Linked DNA regions of Homo sapiens: region 2 is linked to region 1. A link is an interaction called in ENCODE POLR2A ChIA-PET data of the cell type or tissue named here. Cell type or tissue: OCI-LY7. All regions are shown on one strand. Links, peaks and the distances in the headings refer to the core of each region. The heading gives the core; the rest is flanking DNA.

Evidence for each region. ChIA-PET counts read pairs that join two places held together with the same protein. Peaks named below come from ENCODE experiments on the same cell type or tissue, not always from the same donor. Only the 100,000 strongest peaks of a DNase experiment are listed, where the experiment ranks them.
Region 2: POLR2A ChIA-PET joins it to region 1 with 5 read pairs; 3 of 35 experiments call an interaction of 5 or more read pairs at or near these places.

What each region holds. Positions count from the first base shown.
Region 1 is chr2:68,418,422-68,422,821 of GRCh38, forward strand. No RefSeq gene overlaps it. Among named protein-coding and RNA genes, the nearest start is that of FBXO48, 47 kb to the right of the region's middle. In OCI-LY7, for the core only: CTCF peaks have their summits at 506 and 708; DNase peaks (open chromatin) are centred at 760 and 2,030; H3K4me3 peaks cover 758 bases; H3K27ac peaks cover 2,460 bases.
Region 2 is chr2:68,309,286-68,313,685 of GRCh38, forward strand. All of the region lies in intron 2 of CNRIP1 (cannabinoid receptor interacting protein 1), which reads right to left. Among named protein-coding and RNA genes, the nearest start is that of CNRIP1, 8.5 kb to the right of the region's middle. In OCI-LY7, for the core only: no CTCF peak of the experiment used is centred there; no DNase peak of the experiment used is centred there.

The DNA.
Region 1 (4,400 bases), core at 257-4,256:
TGTTGATGTGAGGATTAAATAAGATAATGTAAATAAAATGACACTAATGTGGATATTCAATATATGGTAGTTTAACAAGATGTTAAAATGAGATTCTTTTTGTCTGTATTCAGCTGAAGCTCTCAAAAGAACCAGAACCAAATAGTAGGTGGCAAGTACTCCCACATCAAAGCAATGTGGGACTTGCAAAGGGATGGCCAAAAGCCAGTTCTGCAACTCTTAGCTCTTCTCCCATCTGGAAGATCTAAAAAGGCTGAAGAACCTCGGGAGGCTAGCTGGAAATTAGAGAAATAGTTCCTTTGGGGAAAACAGTTGCATTGCAATGGAATTTTTCTTTCCCCTCCATGGGGGTGGTGGGAGGGTGTTTCCCTTTACCCCAAACAGACTGTGAGGTGGTTCAAGAAGGCTCTGACCTTGACCTGTGTCAGTTAGAATCTGTGTAGCCCAGAGGCTGGTGGCAGATCATGCCTGGAAACAGCCTAAAGGCCAGAGGCTGTGGCTGACTGGTGCCCTGGTGGCAGAGGAAATGGCTGCACTGGAATCAGCCTGTGCTCCTGCATTGCCAGGGTAAAGGATGCCTGAGTGAGGGCTTCCCATTGCAGACAAGCAGGATAAGGCCCTGTGGGTCTGGTGAAAATCCTGCCAAAGAGGACTGCCGGAACAGCAGGGGTATGATCTCAACAAAGGGGATGACCACCCGATTCTCAGAGGCTGAAAGAGAAAATGTAGGCAGCCAGCCACAGGAACACAGGTGGCCTGCCTCATGGGAAGCGCATCTGAATGCTGCTGGGGTGAGGGTGGGGGTGAGGGGTAGAAGAAATGTTTCTAAGCCCTCCTCCAAAAGGCAGGTTTGAACATCTACAAGCTGACAGGAGACCAATACCAGGTTAGATTGGCACCAAGAAAGGATGAGTTTTCCTGCCCCTGGCTCCCATTTGCCCCCACCCTACCTTATTTCTAGAAGAGCTGAAGGAAGCAGGGACAGGCACAGGACAGGGAAATAGAGAAGACCTCGCCACATCAGCCACCCTGCCCACTACAGGCTTCTCCAGCCTCGCAGTCCCGACTTGAAAAAGGCAGACTCCTCAACCCTAAATGAGATTCAGAGTATTGGATGGAATGTTATATTTTAATTACTGAGTCGAGATGGTTTTGTGACTCAAAGTGGCTGGAAGTCTTTTTATTCTCTAAGAGAGATGGGGAATATGATAGAACCTGCCTGAGAGTCCGTGCTGGGGTGGGGAAAGAACTGATTTGAATGGGTTATGGAAGGAAAAAAATTAAAGGCTTATTCTGATGGCCTCCTAGGAGCCTGGCTTATTCAACATAATTGTTACAGTAGCTATTGTTATAGGGAGATATTATTCACAAAGACAAACGTGGTAGTCTTGAAGGTTTGCTCACTGTATAATCCCAGCTCTCTGTCTTCCAGGGACATGGTAGGGCTGTACTTCCCAGCCCCTGGGTTTGGGAAGTACAGTCAGTTCATTGTTGAGCATTTCATTGTGGTGTAAGATCCTCTGGAGCTCTCTTTTCTCTGTCGATGTACAGACCCACCCTACAGCCACTGTGTAGCCACATGTAGCCACTGAGCACTTGTAAGTGGCTAGTCCAAATTGAGATGTGCTATAAGTGAAAAGGACATACCGGATTTCGAAGACTTAGTACAAAAAAATGCATGTAAAATATCTCATCAATAATTTTTGTATTTTATAACTTGTTGACAAGATGCTATTTTGAATATAATGGGTTAAATTAAAAATATTATTGAAATTAATTTTATGTGCTTCTTTTTACAGTTTAAAATATGGCTATTAGAAAATTTAGAGTCACACAGGTGGCTCACATTTGTGGCTTGCATTATGTTTTTATTGGACGATATGGTTCCTGACAGTTGTTCCCTTTTCAGTCTGCATGGTTCCTAAAGTGAGGCTGTCAAAAACATGGGTAGATACCACAGACAACCGACAATGGATGCATAATGGAGCAAGAATAAGTGTTTGCTGTTTTAAAGCACTGGGGCTTGAGGTTGCTTGTTATTGCATCATGCATACCCTAGCTATCTCAGCTGATTTAGCAGGGAGGAGAAAGGCAGCAGAAGTGAACTCACTCACCATCCTATCCTCTGAAATCTCCACAAATGTCTATTTTTCTTCTTTAGACCCCTCATCTCCATGCCCAACAACTGGAAACATCAGAATCTTTTTAGAATTTTCCTCATCCTCTGTATTGGACTCTGGTTGAGTAGTAATTCAGGAGAATGGCAAATCTAATATCACCGTGTGGGTTTTCCTTTGTCATCAATGTCTGGACACACAAGGGAGATAACTTTCTGCTTGTCTTGTTTTTGGGTACCAATGAGGCCATTGTAAGGCCAGAAGACTCACTGCCTTAGTTTGGCCATGTGTTTCCTGTTGCAGTGAGTGATGCAGTTGGATAAAGCAGACACACTCTTTCTGTTGTGCCTCCTTTCCCATTTCCTGCAAAGTTGTAAGGGGCTGGGATTGCCACAGCAGATGTAACTTCATTTGAGGAGATTTGAACTTGTTCATATTTTCTTGACAACATTCATAGGGAGTTTTCCTTTGATTCTTAAGCAAACAGTGTTTCAATAGGGGAATAATGCACATTTGAAGATACTAGGGATGGCAGCATCTAACCTCTATCTTGCTGCTTAAGGAATTTAGTATAAACAGTCACTTTTGCAGTCTTCTGACTCTGAAAAATCTTTGGTGAATGGTTATGGATAGAATTGGCTGGATTGGAGTCCTTGGTTGCATTTAAGACTTGGTGATTGGCAATCAGTAGAGTTTCCTACTGTTATTAACCAGTTGTGTGCTCTTGGGCAAGTCTTTTGCCCTTTGGGCCTCTCCATGGCATATTCACATTAGAGTTTTCTAAGCTCATTCTGACCACATTGTGGAGGCTGTTTGGAGCTAGGCATCACTGGGAGAATAATGGCAGTCACACATGTTATCATAATCCAGGTGAGAGGTGACTAGGTTTGAATCACAGCAGGGAAGGTAAGGCAGGTGGGAGTTAAGTTCAATTGGCAGCTCCACAAATATTTAGAGGTTCCACCCTATGTCGGAACTGTGCTAAGATGGGAGGTAACCGAGACTTACTCTCTTGCCCTCAAGAACCCCTCCTTCTTGGAGAGAGAAGAGCTCCTAAGTTAATGATTTCGGCATCCCCTGGTTGCTCAGTGCTATGATGGGCAGATAAGTGGGGACAAATGGACTGTTCAGAGAGGGGTTCCTAGAAATGATAGTAACAGAGCACAGCTTTAAAGGACAAACAGGATGAAAAAGCTAAGAGATTCGAAAGCCACCTAAGAGGAAGAACCAGCAAGACAGGAAAGATTCTAAGATGATTGCCAGTTTAGGACTTAGTGACCTGGATGATGGTCATTTCACTGATGAGTATAGCAAATACAAATGAACAACTTTGTTAGGGGAAAGAATGATGCATTTAGATAGGGAAATATGGAATTGAAAGTTCCAGTTAGGAATCCAGGAGTGAATGCCCAGTAGCAGTTAGAGATCTACAGGACTGGAGCAAAGGAGAAAGGTCACAATGGAGTTTTACACTAACGAGTCATTTCTGTGGGTATGAAGTGGTAAGAATGGGTGAAAATGCCCAGGGAGAACAAGAGCCCATGCATTCATTCTCTCATGCGTTCAGTATATATTAAGAGTCCACTGTGTGGTGATTGAAGAAATGTGAGAGCAACCTGGTAGAGTGCATTCCTTAAAGACAAGCAGGAGTGTAGACTCTTCTTTCAAGAAACCTGATTGTGCAGGGAAAGAATCAAATAAAGTGATAATTAGTTGGAAAAGGAGACCAAGGGAGAACCGCATAGATGATCACTGTGATGGAATTATACCTTCACATCTAGAAAATACCCTAAAAAGTAAGAAACATTCTGGAGTTGAAAATTTCATTGAATTTTTAATCTACACTTGAGAAAAACTTTTCTGTCAATGAGAGAAAAAATAACTTAAACATTTTCAGTTGATCATACACATAACTGTTAATATTGTTAAAATTTACAGTGATTTAATCATATTTATTTCTTTATATATTTATTTTTTAAGATGGAGTCTTGCTTTGTCGCCAGGCTGGAGTGCAGTGGCACGATCTCGGCTCACTGCAACCTCCGTCTCCCAGGTTCAAGTGATTCTCCTGCCTCAGCCTCCCGAGCAGCTGGGACTATAGGCACCTGCAACCATGCCCAGCTAATTTTTGTGTTTTTAGAGAGATGGGGTTTCACCACGTTGGCCAGGATGGTCTTGATCTCTCGACCACATGATCTGCCCTCCTTGGCCTCCCAAAGCACTGGGATTACAGGCATGAGCCACTGTGCCCGGCCCATCATATTTATTATTGTAATTGTTCAC
Region 2 (4,400 bases), core at 94-4,093, 110 kb before region 1:
CCTCAGAAAAACATAATAGTCACTCAATAAAACCCCCAAAAGGCAAAAGTCATGTGCTAAATTGAGAATTCAAGACATTCCTTCTAAATATCTTTATTTTTGGTCCTGACTTTTATGGGAAATTTCTGTCAGACTTTCAAGTAACAGTTAAGTTCTATGGTATGTAAATTGTTTCAGAGCATAAACTATAAAAAAGTTCCTAATTCACTTCACAAAGCTATTAACCCTAATACCAAAATTTAAGACTGCAAAGGCCTTCTAATTGTTCTTTGCTTTTCTGTCTCCACTTCTAATCTAAGCACTGGCACTAGAGTGCTTTTAAGGTGCCTATCTTATCACATTACCAGAAAGGGGTACTTCTCAACCCCTTGAAAGACTGGCAGGAGAAAATGACAGCCCTATCTGTTGGAAGTGGCAGAAGACAGCATCAGGACTGGCAGAGAAGCTGGAAATAACCTAGAAAAATCCTGGAAGAAAGAGATCTGCAGAAGGAATAGAACCCCAAATCTGACTATAAACTCTGCTGTAATCCCTAGCTAACTGCATATGAAGGATAGTGGGACATGGACACCCTACAGGGGCCATTGAAAAAGCAGACAAACCAGCAAAAAGTCAATCCTTGAAAGATAAAGTTGTGCTAAGATTAATAGCTTCTTTATATTTACGTATGTATGTATGTATGTATGTATGTATGCATGCATGTATTTTGAGTACATTCCCTAACCTCAGAAGTAGGTATCAGAGTAAAGAGTTTTGGATTGGCCAGGCACGGTGGCTCACTCCTGTAATCCCAGCACTTTGGGAGGCCGAGGCAGGTGGATCACTTGAGGTCAGGAGTTCGAGACCAGCGTGGCCAACATGGTGAAACCCTGTCTCTAATAAAAATACAAAAATTAGCCAGGTGTGGTGGCACGCGCCTGTAGCCCCAGCTACTCTGGCGGCTGAGGCAGGAGAATCGCTTGAACCTGGGAGGTGGAGGCTGCAGTGAGCTGAGATCGCACCACTGCATTCCAGCCTGGGCAACAAAAGTGAAACTCCATCTCAAATAAAGCAAAACAGTTTTGGATTGATAGAGCAGCTGGAGAAATAGGGGAACCTCAGGGTGGGTATATCCAAAAATCTCAGTATAAGCTCTCCAGTTCCTTGGCTGACTGCTAAGCTCCATGGGCACAAAAGGAGACCAGGCTAGAAAAGCAGCAACTGGAAGTTATAAAAACTGAGCAAAGAGATCAGCTGCTGCATACTGCTGGAAGATAGAATTTGAAGTTTGAGTACAGGAATGTTTACTGCCAGCTAGAATACAAAAAACCAGTAATACCCAGAAGAATAAAGCAGAAACTAGAGTTGGTAATAAACTATCCACAATGTTAAGTTTGTGGCCAAAAATTACGAGACATGTAATGAAACATGAAAGTGTGACCCATATTAAAAAAAAAAAAAGTCAGGCTGTAATAATTTACTCTAACTAGAGCCAGGTGTTGGATTTATTAACTACTTCAAACCAGCAATTACAAATGTGCTCAGATAAATTAAGGAAAACATGGTCTCAATTAGCCAACATAAGGAATCTTGAGAAACTGAAACTATAAAAAAGACAAATGAAAATTCTAGAGCTAAAAAATGTTATAGAATTTAGAAGATAAGCACAAGACTAGAAATAGAAGAATCAGTGAACTTAAGGATACATCAGTAGAAATGATCTAATCTGAAGATCCATTAAAAAAAGAAAGAAAATTGAACATGTCCTCAAAGACTTATGGGATAATACCAAGCTTTTCAACATATGTTTAGTTGGGGTCCTACAAAGAAAGGAGAGAATGAAGTATTAAAAAAGTATTTAACAAAACAATGGTTAATAATACTCCAATTTTGGTGAAAACATTAACCTCTAGATTCAAGAAATTCAGTGATCCCCAAGGGGGGAAAAACCAGTTAAGATGCATCATAACCAAACTACTGACAAGCAGAAAGAACTCTATGAAGGGATCATTTTACTGTATATGTATTATACTTAAGTTAAAATATTTCAAAGCAAACAAGGGAAGGGAATAAATATAGGATTAGAAAACAATGAAGTAGAAAAACAGAGTGAAGCATGTGAAAAAAAAAGCTAGGATTTTGAAAAGGCCAATAAAACTGAAATCTCTAGCTAGACTAATCAGAGGGTATAAAAATAAAAATTTTGAATAACAAGAGTGAAAGAGTAGGTCGGGCGCGGCAGCTCATACCTGTAATCTGAGCCCTTTGAGAGGACAAGGTGGGCGGATCTTGTGAGGCCAGGAGTTCGAGACCAGCCTGGCCAACATGGCAAAAGCCCATCTCTACTAAAAATACAAAAAATTAGCTGGGTATGGTGGTGCGCACCTGTAATCCCAGCTACTTGGGAGGCCGAGGCAGGAGAATTGCCTGAATCTGGGAGGCAGAAGTTTCAGTAAACCGAGATTGCACCACTGCACTCCAGCCTGAGAGACAGAGTGAGACTCCATCTCCGGGGAAAAAAAAAAAAAAAAAAAAAAAGAAAAGGATCAAAGAGTAAAAGAGTAGACATTATTAGAGATCCTAAGACACTGAAGAATGGCGGAGATTATAAACAACTTTATGGGAATAAAGTTGAAAATTTAATTGAAATAAATGACTTCTAAGATAAATTACAAAAACTCAGGAAATAAAACCTGAATAGCCCGATATCTATTAACGAAATTGAATTTGTAATAAAAAATCTTCAAATAAAGTATAATCTATGCCTTCATTGGTGAATTCTGACATTAAGAAAAATATCATTTCTATATAAACTCTTCCAGAAAATAGAAGAATGAACACTTTCCGAATCATTTTATGTAGCCAGCATTACTCTGATACCCAAAACTAGACAAAGGCATTATAAGAAAAGCAAACCATAGACAAATATCCCCCCCGGAACATAGATGTCAAAAATCCTTAACAAAATATTAATGAATCAAATCCAGTTTTACATACCGAGAATAAACCATGACCAGTGGTATTTAACCTGGGAATTCAAGGTTATTTTAACTTTGAAAAAGCAAGGTAATCTACCATAAACAGAATAAAACACCTTATGATCATTTCAAAAGATACAGAAAAACTATTTGAAAACATGTTATAATACGTTCATGATTAAAAAAACATTCAGTAAACCAGGAATAGAAGAGAACTCCTTTAACCTGATAAAAAGATTTACAATAAAGAACCTTACAGCTACTATACTTTGTATTGAAAAACAGAATGCTTTCTCTCTCAGACTGAGGGACAAGAATGTCCACTCTCACCATTTCTATTTAGCAGCATACTGCGAAGGTCCTAGCCATTGCAATTAGGCCATAAATAAAATGAATACAGATTGGAAAGAAAAGAGAAACTATTTACAGATGACATGATAGCATATTTAGAAAATCCTAGGGATCCTCCAAAAACAGCTATTAGGATTAGTGAGATTAGCTAAGTCTCAGGATTCAATATCAATATACAAAAAAAATCGATTTTATTTCCATATACCAGCAAAGATTCCATTTACATTATTCAAAAATATGAAATAATAAATTTAACAAAATATGTATAAAGTCTGTAGAGGAAATACTGTAATATATTGTGGAGAAAATTAAAGATGACCTAAGAGATATTTCATGTTCATGGTATAGAAAACTCTATATTAAGATGTCAAATATCTTTAAGTTGACCTATAGGTTTAATGGAAACTCTATATCCCAATTTTTGGAGGAATTGACAAGCTCATTCTAAAATCTATATAAAACACAAAGGACCTAGATTAAGCAAAAGAACTTAGAATAAACAAAGCTAGAAGATTTATGCTACCTGTTTTAAGGACTACAATATAGATCAAACAAGATTGTTTTGGGTCTTCTATGTCTTTGGAATTTCCAAATTAAAAAGACATACATTGAGTATGTAAAGCAACTAGAATTCTCATACACTGCTGGTGGATATACAAAATGGTACAACAGTGTGGATATTTCTTACACAGATAAACACATACTTACCATGTGATTTAGCAATTGTCCTCTTAGGTATTTACTCAAGAGAAATGAAAATATGTTCACACTGAGACTTATACTCAAATGTTCACAGCAGCTTTATTCATAATAGCAAAAGCTGAAAACAACCCAGATGTCCATTTATTGGTAAAGGGAGAAATTATGGTATATCCACACAACATAATATGCTACCCAGAAATAAAATGAACCAACTACTGATATGTGCAACATAGGTGAATCTCAACATTATACTAAGTGAAAGAAGTCAAACAGCACTGTTCCATTTACATGAAATTCTTACATAGTTAAAACTAACATATTGAGATGGCAAGCTCAGGATAGGTTAGGTTGGGAGGAATTAACTGCAAATAATTTTCAGGGTAATAGAAG